Regions from separate parts of the Homo sapiens genome. Here region 2 is linked to region 1. The links are chromatin loops, found by intact Hi-C in ENCODE. Cell type or tissue: right lobe of liver. All regions are shown on one strand. Each heading gives the region's core, and the rest is flanking DNA. Links, peaks and the distances in the headings are about the cores only.

What was found. A loop is a pair of places that touch in the nucleus more often than their neighbours do. Peaks named below come from ENCODE experiments on the same cell type or tissue, not always from the same donor. Only the 100,000 strongest peaks of a DNase experiment are listed, where the experiment ranks them.
Region 2: it touches region 1 in a loop (2.5-fold over the local background); 13 of 110 quality-filtered maps call a loop at or near these places.

Annotation. Positions count from the first base shown.
Region 1 is chr10:14,197,118-14,203,864 of GRCh38, forward strand. The region is part of intron 2 of FRMD4A (FERM domain containing 4A); the gene reads right to left. Among named protein-coding and RNA genes, the nearest start is that of FRMD4A-AS3, 130 kb to the left of the region's middle. In right lobe of liver, for the core only: a CTCF peak has its summit at 3,739 (motif pointing right); no DNase peak of the experiment used is centred there.
Region 2 is chr10:14,321,832-14,328,578 of GRCh38, forward strand. All of the region lies in intron 2 of FRMD4A (FERM domain containing 4A), which reads right to left. Among named protein-coding and RNA genes, the nearest start is that of FRMD4A, 5.7 kb to the right of the region's middle. In right lobe of liver, for the core only: a CTCF peak has its summit at 3,720 (motif pointing left); a DNase peak (open chromatin) is centred at 3,690.

The DNA.
Region 1 (6,747 bases), core at 1,122-6,121:
AGGCTGGGACAAGCAGCTCAACCCAGAAACTCCCTGGTCTGGTACCTCAGTTGTTCAATTCATTAACCTCACAATAAGGGAACCCCACATTTTATACAATTTTATACAGGCAAATCGGGACCCCATTTATTGTGTTATGACGAGGGGAACCACGTGATAACTTTTAAGGGCAAAAGGAGACAATATGAATAATAATATTGGCGTATAACACATAAAACAAAATTGTTCAGGACAAGCAGGATATACGATCACTCTAGTTTTTTTATTTTTTATATTTTACTTTTTGAGATGGAGTCTAGCTCGTGGTGCAATCTCAGCTCACTGCAGCCTCCTCCCGTGTTCAAGCAATTCTCCTGCCTCAGCCTCCCGAGTAGCTGGGATTACAGGCGTCCGCCATCAGGCCCAGCTAATTTTTGTATTTTTAGCAGAGATGGGGTTTCATCACATTGACCAGGCTGGACTTGAACTCCTGACTCCAAGTGATCCGCCCACCTCTGCCTCCCAAAGTGCTGGGATTACAGGCGTGAGCCACCGTGCCTGGCCAGGATCACTCTAGTTATGACAAATCCACTGTACTATTAAATTATTATTTCATTCAATTGTCTTGCATGTTCTACATGCAAGCATACATGTAAACTTTGGCACTCAAATTGCCAACTTCGCACTAATGCCTAGACGTTTGTCCATAATTATTAAATCCTAGAAAGTGAGCACATCATCTATGCAACCCTTGAAAAACAAATCCCACAGTAATTTCCACGAGACAGAATATTCTACTTATTCATCACTGACCATCACTGACCATGTGTCATACCAGCACTAACTGCTTGCCTGGAGTTTCCGCTCTGGCTCTTTGGTGAGCTGGGAGTCCGCAGGACAGACCTGGCCAATGTGGTGCTTTCCAGTGCTCATCCTCCATCCAGCAAAGCACATCCTAGTAGGAAACATGCCTGCAGTTTCCTGGCCTGCCCAGACCTTCAAACTACTCTCCCAGAGCGTATTAGCTGAGATGGTGGCACGAATCAAAGGAATCAATACCAGTGGGGAGTAGCTGCTCGGGCTCATAGATCATTTACTTGGGATTGTCAGATATAACTAAGGAACAGATCTCCTCAAGGACTGCGTTCCTTGTGTCAGCACAGAGTCTTGGAGCGAGAGTGATGGGGATGTTCCCGCCCACATGACCTCATTGGGACATCGGGCTGGAGAGACCTGGGATGTTGAGGCAACTGCCATGCAATTGCTACTAGGCAGCGGCACATGGTTCTTGGCCAGGCGGAATAGAAACAAGGTTTACTGAAGGGGCCTAGGCAATTTCATGGAGGAGGAAGCAAAGGCAGAGGAAGTGTCCAGGGGGCCAGGAGGCTGCATCCCAGGGAAAGTGAGGGCTTTGAGGAGCAAGCCAATTTCACAGGAGACTTGACTGATTCCCTGGATCCTTGAGTTTTGCAGTTTGTTTCCTCTCATTTCCTCCTTGCTCTCTTTTCTGACTTTGCCCTCATTGTCCTCTTATCACAGATATGTTTTGTTGAACAAATCAGTATTTCAGTATTACTTTGGGATCTCATTGACATCACATGTACTGATTACCTTGAATTTGTCTCTTCCTCCATCCACGGTGCGTTATCTTATAGCTTTCCTACAAAACTCCAGCTCTCCATCTAGAGAGAACTGGCCGAGTTAAATTCCAACTCCGCATTTTATGAGCTGCGAGACCGCTCTAAGTCTCAGTTTTCTCATCTATAAAATATGAAGATAACAATAGCATCTGCCTTACAGAGCTATTGTGAGGTTTAAATGAGACACTACATTCAAAGTACTCAGTAGAGGGCTTGTCATTCATCTTTAAATGCTTAGTACATGATAATTATTATTATTTATGGTTACATTTAAGCTCCTTGTTTCTATCTTACCTTTCCGTGTTTTCTCTTAAAATTAATTATCCTTTCTTATCCAGTCCATTTCTTCCTTTCTTATCCAAAAAGCAAAGTAATTTAATTTTACTGGTTTTATAGTGTTACTGGTTGGTTTTAAAATTTTTATGTTGTTTCCATTTTTAAAAGTTTTAATCTCATTTGCTTTCTGGCTATCATTTTAATGCTTATTTGTAACTTATTCTTTATCATTTTGCATTAATTCTACTGCTTGATTTTTAAGTGTCTTATTTTATTTATTTATTTATTTATTTATTTATTTATTTATTTATTTATTATGTTTTGAGACAGAGTCTTACTCTGTCACCCAGGCTGGAGTGCAGTGGCGTGATCTCAACTCACTGCAATCTCCACCTCCCGGGCTCAATCTCAACTCACTGCAATCTCCACCTCCCGGGCTCAATCTCAACTCACTGCAATCTCCACCTCCCGGGCTCAAGCAATTCTCCTGTCTCAGCCTCCCAAGTAGCTGGGATTATAGGCACCCACCACCACGTCTGGCTAATTTTTGTATTTTTAGTAGAGACAGGGTTTTGCCATGTTGGCCAGGCTGGTCTCAAACTCCCGACCTCAGGTGATCCACCTGCCTTGGCCTCCCAAACAGCTGGAAGTACAGGTGTGTGCCACCGTGCCTGTTATTTTAGACATTTACCTTTTATTCCTTTTAATTTCTAAATTTAAATTTATCTCATCATATTTAGTTTTAATCTTAATCTTTCATTCTTTTTTATATTGATGTGAATAAAAGACATTAATTTTGACATAATATGTACTTTATTATTTCCTCTACCTTTAAGAAAGACATGAATAATTTTAAAAATTTTACTAAAATTTTAAAAATTATGTTTTTGTTGGCAAATAATCATATATTATATATTTATGGGGCACATGTGATATTTTGGTATATGTTTACATTGTGGAATGATTACATCAAGCTTAACACATCCATCACCTTGCTTATTTATTAATTTGTTTTGTTTTTTTTTTTTTGGAGACAGGGTCTTGCTGTTGCCCAGGCTGGAGTGCAGTGCAGTGGTGCAATCACAGCTCACTACAGCCATGAGCTCCTGGGCTCAAGTGATCCTCCTGCCTCAGCTTCCCGCAGTGTTGGGATTACACGCATGAGCCACTGTGCCAGGCCTTATATTTTTGTGTTGAAAATATTTAAAATCTACTCTGACACAACTTTTACTGATGGGGATGGACTCAGGGTTGGAAGATTAGCACCTGATAGTTTAATATAATTTCTTATTTTTTTGAGACAGACTCTCACTCTGTCACACCCAGGCTGGAGTGCAGTGGTGCAATCTCAGCTCACTGCAACCTCCGCCTCCTAGGTTCAAGTGATTCTCCCACCTCTGTCTCCAGAGTAGCTGGGACCACAGGCACCCCCACCTTGCAAGGCTAATTTTTGTATTTTTAGTAGAGATGGGGTTTCACCATGTTGGCCAGGCTGATCTCGAACTCCTGACCTCAGGTGATATCATTTTGTAAAGGAAAGAGAGCTACAGACAGGGATGTGGAGAAGAGACACTAAGGGAGAGAAGTTCAATGGGGATTTATTTTGCAGGGAAAGGAATCATAAAACGCTGAGCACTGTGCAGGGTGAGCAGCCTCCTCAGCCTCCTCAGCCTTCTCTCTGGAACCTTCCATACAGTCTGCGTGGTTCACTGTCCCAGTGGCAAGCTATGGCTCTTCCTTTTCAAATCAGCCCTTCCAGGCGCTTTTTTCCGGTGCTTGGGCTGAGCTTACAGGGAAGCGTGGCTCCAGTGTCTCTTCTAGGTTCTGCCGGTAGGGGGCGTGGGAGGGAGACTGCAAGGCTGGAGGGCTCATTTATTCCTGTTTACCTCCTGTTCAGTCCCCATGAAGCCATTCTGGCTGGTCCTACCTGTCAGGAGCGTTTCATTCCAGCAATGCCAGCTGCAGGAACAGCTGAATCCAGCTAGCAATTTTTCCAGTGCTGGCAGAGCCAGCTTCATCCTACTTCCTTGGACACCAGCCCTAGCTGCCAGAGCCCTTTCCTCAGAGCTCAGTGTTCAGGCCCACAGACCCCTCCTCTCAGGTCAGAGATACCAGCACCGGACAGCAGCCCTGACCCCAGAGGTCTGAGTTGCAGCTCACGGGGATCTTCCTCCAAGCTTCTCCGTTTTGATAATTCCAGCTCTCCTCTTGCTCGCCAGTCCTTGGAGTAGCTGCTTCCTGCAACAGCGGCCTCTTTGATTCCCTGCTGCCCTTCTCTTTGCCTTTCAAGTTACCCAGTTAGCAATGATTTATATCAAATTCTCCCGGTTAGAATAACTGGCGTCGGTTCCATCTCCTGACTGGATCCTGACTGACATACTTAGGAATGCCTGAGAAGTGGATTCTCTTCTGGGGGCATTGCAAAGAGAACTACTAAGTATTGCTGCAGGAATAACTTGGGGGGAAATAATACAGACTCGCTTTTCACAAAAACACAGCTGTGTCTGAGTTGTACTAATATTGCCTTCCCTCTCCCATTCGCTTTTCTGCCTTATAATTTATTTTTCATAATGTCCAGCAAATAAAAGTGTGGTCTGAGAGGAGAGAACCCCCTCTCTAAACTGAGAAAGCTGTTACTCTTGGCTTCAGCTGTTGCCAAACCCAACCTTCAAAATGCCTCTCTGAGAAGCCAGGGAGACCTGTGGTTGATGCTTCTCTGGAGCTGTGGTCCTATCTGGACACGTAGCAAATGACTTTATTGTGGGGGCTGCTTCCTGGCAGATCACACAAACCATTCCATAAAGGAAGACCTTCGTGTCTTTAAAATTCACGTGGAGGCTGGGTGCGGTGGCTCATGCCTGTAATCCCAGCACTTTGGGAGGCTGAGGCGGCTGGATCATAAGGTCAGGAGTTTGAGACCAGCCTGGCCAACATGGTGAAACGCCGTCTCTACTGAAAAACAAACAAACAAACAAATTAGCTGGGCATGGTGGTGTGTGCCTGTAATCCCAGCTACTCGGGAGGCTGAGGCAAGAGAATTGCTTGAACCCGGGAGGGGGAGGTTGCAGTGAGCTGAGATCGTGCCATTGTACTCCAACCTGGGCCACAGAGCAAGAATCCGTCTCAAGAAAAAAAAAAAAATTCACGTGGAGAGCCATTGGATTCTGGTAAACTAAGTCAGTGGTGTGCTGCAAGACAGTGGCAGGCAGGAGTGCAGAGCCAGGCAGAAGCCTTCCTGTCTGTGCCCCAGCCTGACTTTGTGATGACACAGAAGGTGGTGGTATCCCCTCAGATGGGAAAAGACACAGAAAAGCCTCTTTGGAGGGTCTGAATAGGAATAGTGGTCCTCATCTCAAACACCTGGTTAGTTTTTAGTTATTTATTTATTTACTTATTTATTTATTTTTGAGATGGAGTCTCGCTCTGTTGCCCAGGCTGGGGTGCAGTGGCGCTATCTCGGCTCACTGCAACCTGCGCCTCCTGGGTTCAAGCGATTCTCCTGCCTCAACCTCCCAAGTACGGGGATTACAGGTGAGCAGCACCACCCCCGGCTAATTTTTGTATTTTTAGTAGAGACGGGGTTTCACCATATTGGCCAGGCTGGTCTCGAACTCCTGACCTCAAGTGATCTGCCTGCCTCAACCTCCCAAAGTGCTGGGATTACAGGCATGAGCCACCGCGACTGGCTACACCTGGTTAGTTTTGACTTTAGGGTCACTATACATCACATAACTGGATGTTCTCTCTTTGCAGTGGCTGCTGAACATTTTATTTTTTTGAAACAAGATCTCTCTCTGTCACCCAGGCTGGAGTTCAGCGGTGCAATCATGGCTCAATGTAACCTTGACCTCCCAGGCTCAAGTGATCCTCCCACTTCAGCCTCCACAATAGCTGGGACTACAAGGCAGGCACCACCAAGCCTGGCTAATTTTGTATTTTTCGTAGAGACAGGGTTTTTCCATGTTGCCTAGGGTGGTCTCCAACTCCTGGGTTCAAATGGTCCACCTACCTTGGCCTCCCAAAGTGCTGAGATTACAGGTGTGAGCCACCGTGCCTGGCCACAAGCTGAATATTTTAGACTCAAGTTTATGTCTGACACCTCCAGGGCCGTGTAGAAATCCAGTGGTATACTACACATTCACTGGCCTGCCTCCTCTCCTGTCCTTTTGCCTGTTTCTTCACTTTTTTAATTTAGATTTTTATTGCAGCATATATAGATTTTTTAAATAAATAATCAGTCTTTGAATGTTTGACATGATCTAGAGGAAACTGACTACAACGTCGTTTCCCCATTTTCCATCTCAACATTTGGTAGAGATGGGCTCTCCTAGAGTGAGCCAAATTTACATCGCTGTTTTGCAGTGGTTAATGTAGAATGTTTTTGCAATATCACACTCATGACAGGGCACATCCAATGAACATTTGACTGAAGATAACACTAGATTCCAGAAAGTATCTAGACACTAGAAAGCAGGCGGTGATAATGGTAGTTAATTAACAATAACAATGTCAAGTGTCTGGCTTTTGCCCTTCTCTAATAAACCTAAAGAACAGACATTAACTCGGCTAAATTTGCCCTTACTTTCTTACAGCCTTCATTATTTAATTTTTGAATCAGTAAGCGCTTCCCACGGGGGTCACCTTGTTTGTCATCTTGTCATCTGGCTGTGTCCCATCATCATTAGAAATACTTGCAATTTCCCCTTTCTCCCATGTCTGCATCTATTGGGAGGGGAATTATGCTAATGGGAATGCTCTATCCTGACTTGCTATCCGATTAGAACTTCCCTTGACTTTTAAAACGCTCCTCCTCGAAAAGCATTCATTTGAATTGTGCCTAAAGTTATTCCAG
Region 2 (6,747 bases), core at 871-5,870, 120 kb after region 1:
GGAAGGGGCCTGGTGGGAGGTGATTGTATCATGGGGGCGGACTTCTCCCTTGCTGTTCTTGTGACAGTGAGTGAGTTCTCATGAGAGCTGGTTGTTTCAAAGTGTGTAGCACTTCCCCCTTTGCTCCCTCTTCCTCCTGCTCCCACCATGCAAGATGTGCCTCCTTCCTCTTCGTCTTCCACCATGATTGTAAGTTTCCTGAGGCTTCTCCAGCCAGGCTTCCTATACAGCCTGCGAAACTGTGAGTCAATTAAACCTCTTTTCTTTATAAATTACCCATTCTCAGGTACTTCTTTATAGCAATGCAAGAATGAACTACTACACTAGGTATGAGAGAGTAGAGGCCTGGACTAAGGCAGGGGACGTGAGTACATAGGAGGGGCCAGATTCAAGAGAAACTGAGGCAGCAGAAGCAGCATGGCCCATGACTAGCTGAACCAGGTAGATGACAGAAAGCAAGGACTCCAAGGCTAATCCCAGGATAACAAGCACAAAGGCACCACCACCAACTAAGGTTGGGGAGAAGACCATAAATTCTACATTTGAGCTGGGCTGAGGTGTTCTGAGTTTCACATACCTGTGGAACAAGCAGGAGAATAAATCTGATAAAGCATTTGGACTTGCAGTTACTAGGAGCTTGGGGCAAGGCCTGAGTGAAAGACATGATTTGGGAGCCATTAGCGTACAGATGACAGGGAAAACCATGGGTGTGCATGATGTACTTGGAAAGATGAATTGGATCTACCATTCAGGAAATTGCTTCTTCAGGTCCAGACTGTGAGGCTAAGATTTCAATATCCAGGATTATAAAAAGCACTCATCACAATGCAACAGAAGTTGCAGGCCAGTGTTTCCTTGACATTGGAATTCACTCTCCCCACTTGATACGAACCACATGGTCTTGGTAGAGCATGTTTCCGGGACCTTTGATTACTACCAGGCTAAATACCGTATGTTCCATTAAGCTTCATATTCTGGCATAGAAGCCAATGAGAAACTGCTACTTGCACCAGTAATGTATGTTCTCCAAACCACTATTATACTTTGCAAAGCTGCTGTACAATTAATTTTTAGCAGAGATGCACTCATAGCTGCCCCATCATGTGTAAAATGCACGCATTTTGCCTTTGCCAGAGAGAACATATTGCAGCCCATATTTTAGTCATCTCCCTTCAAAGGGTAAGAAAATTTTGTGAGTTATTCAAGATAGGAATGCAAATTTAAATTTGCTCATAACTAGAATGGCTCACATGGCCACAGGAACATCTGTTTTTCTAAAAGCGTTAGCTGATTGTCCAGAGGTGGTCACTCATTGTCCAGAGACTGGGATGGAGAAAGACAGAACTGGGCAACTTGTTTCTTAGATGGATTTTGTCTCATGTAAGAGTTGCATGAGATGAATTCAGGTAGACAATCATTTCATATCTTTTTAAGACAAAGGAAGGGACTACTAGTATATACTGTGCTATTTGCTTTGGGCCAAAAATAGCACTACGAACTTTACATGCATATCTGGTTGAATTATCCCAAATCTTACATGGTAGCTATTATTATCTTATTTTACAGACGGTGAGATTTGTTCAAACTAGCATAAAATATTTAGGCAATTGTGCTTCTCCATTTATATTTATTTTGAGGAAAATTGAAGCCATGATTTGGGATTCACTGATGCTTTACCTCCCTGACTAGTTTTGCAGATTACCTATCATGGTATACAAGATGCACAGACAACTGTAATGGGTATCTATCCTTTTTGCCCTTCCTAGCATCCCCTTCTGATAAAATAGCATCCTCCCTCCTGATAATACAGCTCTTCCTTTTTTGGAACCTGCTTTTCCCACCCCATGTAATTCAGACAGAGTTATCAGCCAGTTGATTACTTCCTTCCTTCCTTTCAGTAGGTCTAGACACATTAGCCAGCCTGATTAGTCAGAAATCTCCATCTCTGTACCCAGTAATTGGCCCGCGAAGAGCCTGTTATTCAAGAGATCCAAAGACAGCTTGTAAGAGATGACCATGAAAGAGAGTCCTGCTCATTTACCTACATTCACTAACTCTAAGAACAAGTAACCCTAGAGCTGCTGGGAGAAGAATCTGCCAGAAAATGAAGTCCACACAAAGAAAAGCAGAGCCAAGACATGGCAGAGCCAGAGAAACAGGGTTCAGATGCCACCATGCAAAGTCCTTGATCCAGCTTCTCCTGGAGCTCTTTTATTCCTGAGACTCCCTGGTCACATCAGTCAGTAAGTTTCCCTTTCTGCCAATGCTAGCAGTTTGAGTTAGTCTCTGTCGATTAGACTAACAGAAACAGGTCCAGCAGAAAATGAAATAAAAATATATTTAGCAAAAAATCATCTGAGTTAGTTTTACAGTTATGGATTTCAAATTTCACCATTTGAAACAGATAAATTTGTACACTAAATAGTAACTAAAAATATTAATAGCAAGATCTCAAAGATACCCATTGGGAAATTTTACCTTGGGTGCAATAATTTAAGCTTAAGAAGGGTTTTTGCCACTGACTTGGAGGTAACAATGACATGACCATTTCTCAGGGACTTTTTGACAATTATCTTACTTATGAATAAACCAGAAAGATAGATGATACTAAATATTAGTTTCGCCCTTAGACCCAAATATCTAGGACCTCTCCCCTGGGCCCCATGCCTGGATGGCCCCATTCTGTATACAGTGGTTTAGGTGGCTTCACTGTATTACTATGTAATTATTATTCTCCAAATTTCCATAAAAGTTGTCAATATCACTTTTTTTCAAACATATGCATGAACCATCATGAAAACTTGAGTACTATCTTAATGCTATTTATTTATTTATTTATTTAGAGATGGAGTCCCGCTCTGTCACCCAAGCTGGAGTGCAGTGGCGTGCGCCGATCTCGGCTCACGGCAACCTCTGCCTCCTTGGTTCAAGTGATTCTCCTGCCTCAGCCTCCCAAGCAGGTGGGACTACAGGTGCACCCCACCACGCCTTGCTAATTTTTGTATTTTTAGTAGAGATGGGGTTTCACCATGTTGGCCAAGCTAGTCTCAAACACCTGACCTCAGGTGATCTGCCTGCCTCAGCTTCCCAAAGTGCTGGGATTACAGGCATGAGCCACCGCACCTGGCCTGTATCTAAATTTTATCGCAAATTATCTGAGTCATCTTGGGCAAGCCCTTTGACTTCTCTGGACCCCAACTTCACCATATAATAGGAAGATGTCCTGCCTAACCTGCCTGGAGTGTTGAGGACATCCGGTGGGACAACATCTGCAAACGCACTTTGAAAAACATAGAGATTATTAATGTAAGAGCAAGAGTCCTTAAGACAAAACTCAATTTTATTCTATGCTTTTTGACAGTTGGGATCTGCGGAAAAGCCATAGGCTTATTACAAATTCTGAATCTCTTTTCAGGATCTAATCTGAATCTATCAGATTAGACCTCTCACAGGTCAAATGTAGAGAAGGATTAGATTATAGTAATAGAACTAGGACCTTGATCACATCTCCAACTGGCCTTTCTGATCTTGCAACCCTTTGTCACCTACAGGAAATCTGCCCAAACCAGTCTACTCCCCGTCTCCCAAACAAGATCCAGACTTTGTTGTATTCAACCACTCCCCTCACCTCAAATCTGCTCTCTTAACTCATCCATCACTCAACATCTTGCTTGAACTTCAAGAACAAGTTCATCCACTCTGACAACCAGCGCCCCCTAGGGCTCACTTGGTGATGAGTTAGGCACTGTTTTGTTATAGTTCTTATGTGATTCTCTGAAGACGTCCTGTAAATTTCTCATTGTTACAGTTCCTGCGTATCTCCAACCTGTCTTGACAATTAGACTGTAAGTATGCTAAAGCCAGTCACTGCCTTGTACTCTTCTTGCACAAAGTAGATACTCAGCAAATATTTGTTGGTTAGTTAAAAAGGAAATTGTCCAAAGGAGGAAAATGGCTTAGAAAAGAATTTATAAAGAAATGAAATGAGGGAGATAAACTCATAGAACAGCAGGTTACCCATTGAAATCTATTAAACATAGACAAGGGAGCTGGTCTATTCAAAAGAAGCCCAGAAATCTGAAATCAAATATTTAGAATGGAAAGAAACTTCAGGATAATCCAATTGACATTCTTCATTCATTGTGGTTAATCACCCACTAACTTCTCTGACTTGTGAATTGAGTTTTTATACATTTAATTTTTTATGTTATAAAATATGACTCTCAGTAATTTCCTAGAAACAGAGTCTGAGAGAATAGAACCTTGAAAAAATGGCAGCTATTTCATCGATATAAAAAAATATTTTTTCTTGCTAGAGTCAAGCCAGACATCTTGAGCCAGACTTGTGGTATCCCTTTTTTATTTTACACTTCAATATGGAAAAGAACAGATGATTAACAGAAAGACAGGATTCCTCACCTGGAAACACAGAAAATGCTGACTGGTTCAGAGGGGAGCTAACTTCAGGAGCGAATCCAAAGTGTTAGAAGGTCCTAGAAGTCAAATTGTTGAGCTTTGATATGCTGTCAGAGAAAGCACTGGCTTGGGACTCAGAGGACCGAGATTTTGAGAACTTGCTTCATCAGTTTCACTTATGTGACCATTGACAGTTTCCCAAATTCTAATTATCAGATTTTTTTTGGTCTTAAAAATAGGGTCATGGATGGAATTAAATGAGATAATGTATTTAAAGACACTTCATTTATAGAAAAGCTTAATTTGCATTATTTATTATCCAGTTAATTTCCATTAAAAACTATTTTAATCTAGCTGTCCTGAAGGTGAGCCTTTATAATCTAAGAACCGAAATGGCATCATAACACCCTTGAAGCCCCTTGGTTATTCATCCTTATCCTGGCTCTAAAGATAAACTAATCCTCGGCTCTAGCATGTTCCAGCCCTTGCAGCTTTCCCTGAACTCACACGCCCTCAACAAATGACACGTAGCCAAGAGCTTCCCGCTCTACAATTAGTCACATCAATCTGAAGCCTCCTCACGGGTTGGTGAACACAGCAGTATCTTCTTTCGCTGCCTGAGATTCTTGCAAAGATGGGAGAGGCAGCTTTTCAACAGCCTAAAAGGCCATCTCCACCACCAGAATGTGTCTTCTCTCCAAGTCCCCCCTTCCGTGGTCATATGAGTGGCTCTGTCCTGTGTGGAGAGGCATCACTGCCCTCTGTGAGCTGTCCGTTGAAAGAATCAGTGAGGTCCTCCCACCTCAAGATGGTCCAGGCATGCTTACCACCTGGGACCCCTCCCAGCTGACCGCAACCCAGCCCTAGCTTGAAAAGGCCTCTGAGACACTGTTCAAAAGTCATTGGCTTTTGTCCAATGGACCAACTTAGGTTCCTGTGGGGTAGACTCCTGATGGCAGAGTATGAATGAACACTAATGATCATCCGTGTCAGCTAATAATATGAAACATATCTGCCCTAGCATAAAAGCCAGAGTGGGAACACACTCCACCATTTTCATAGCAATACTGCTCATGTGCAAGGTTGGAAATAGAGACATAACGCTAAATAAAGCCCTCGAATTGGCTATCCTGGAACTTCATCTGTACACTGTTTCTTAGAGATCTTAAATTGTGTTTAACAGAATGGAAGGGAACCTAGACATCAGAGAGCACTCTCAGTTAGCAAATGGCATCACCAAGGCAGAGAAAGGAAGGGACATTCCCAGGATCACTCAATGAGTGGCAAGGCTAGAATGGAGCACAGGGCTGTCCAACCCTCCAGACTCTGTGGCCGCTTCTGTAACCAATTAAACATGCTCTGCCCTGAAGCATTTAGCATCTAAGCTGAATGTAACCTCTGGGTGTCTCCTTATCCAAAAGCAAGGGGTGTGGCCAGATCATCTCCCCACCTACCCCTTAGCCCCGATGACTCCATAGCACAAAATCAGAACTGCAATCCACCAACCTGGTATCAGCCTCCCACAGACTGTGTGTTTATGAGCTCTGGCTCTTGCTGTTATGCCAGGCTACTTTCCTCAGTGAGCAGACACGCGATAAATACTGACAACTGATTGGCTGATGAATGAGCTCATAAATAATAATGTTTACAGCTTCCTTCCTGAACTCACAGCCAAAGCAACTCCGCTAAATGGCCTCTTTTCCTCCTTTCTTTCCTCCTCGGCTTGCTTATAAATTTTAAGATGCATCATGCAAGATGTCAGGGAAGCAATTACTTTGGGGTTTACCCTTAAAAAGGAAAAAAAATAGCACCAAAGTCCATAGGGGAAAATTTCCCTGAACTAAACATGAACCAGAAAATGTATACAGACTTTGATTACACATGGTACTCCAGGGTTCTTTAATCAAACGGTCCATCAGGGTGTCAAGAGCTCTTTCCCCTGGTTTCCAAGAGAGGAGAACACGATCCTTTTTTCCGGGCAGGAGGAGAGTGCCAGGGACAGATCTAAGGGCAGAGGCCACTGACAAATGGAAGGTGAAGTCTGAGATGTAGACACTACCAGGACAGCAGCCATAATATGTGGAAGACCCAGGACCAGAAGAGCCTGTGTGTGTGTGTGGGTGGGGGGGGGGGGTGTATAACAGCAGAAATGGATGCTATTCATTTAATTTGGATACCAAGGATTCATGCTTAGGGGCTTGGAATAAAGCAGATACACATCTTTCTTCTAAGTATAGAAGAAAGGTCCAAGTAGGAGGCTGAGACAAGCGGGTCTAACTCTCCCTAAAGATATTTTTCAAGAAAACTTTTCTCCTCTATATTAACACGATG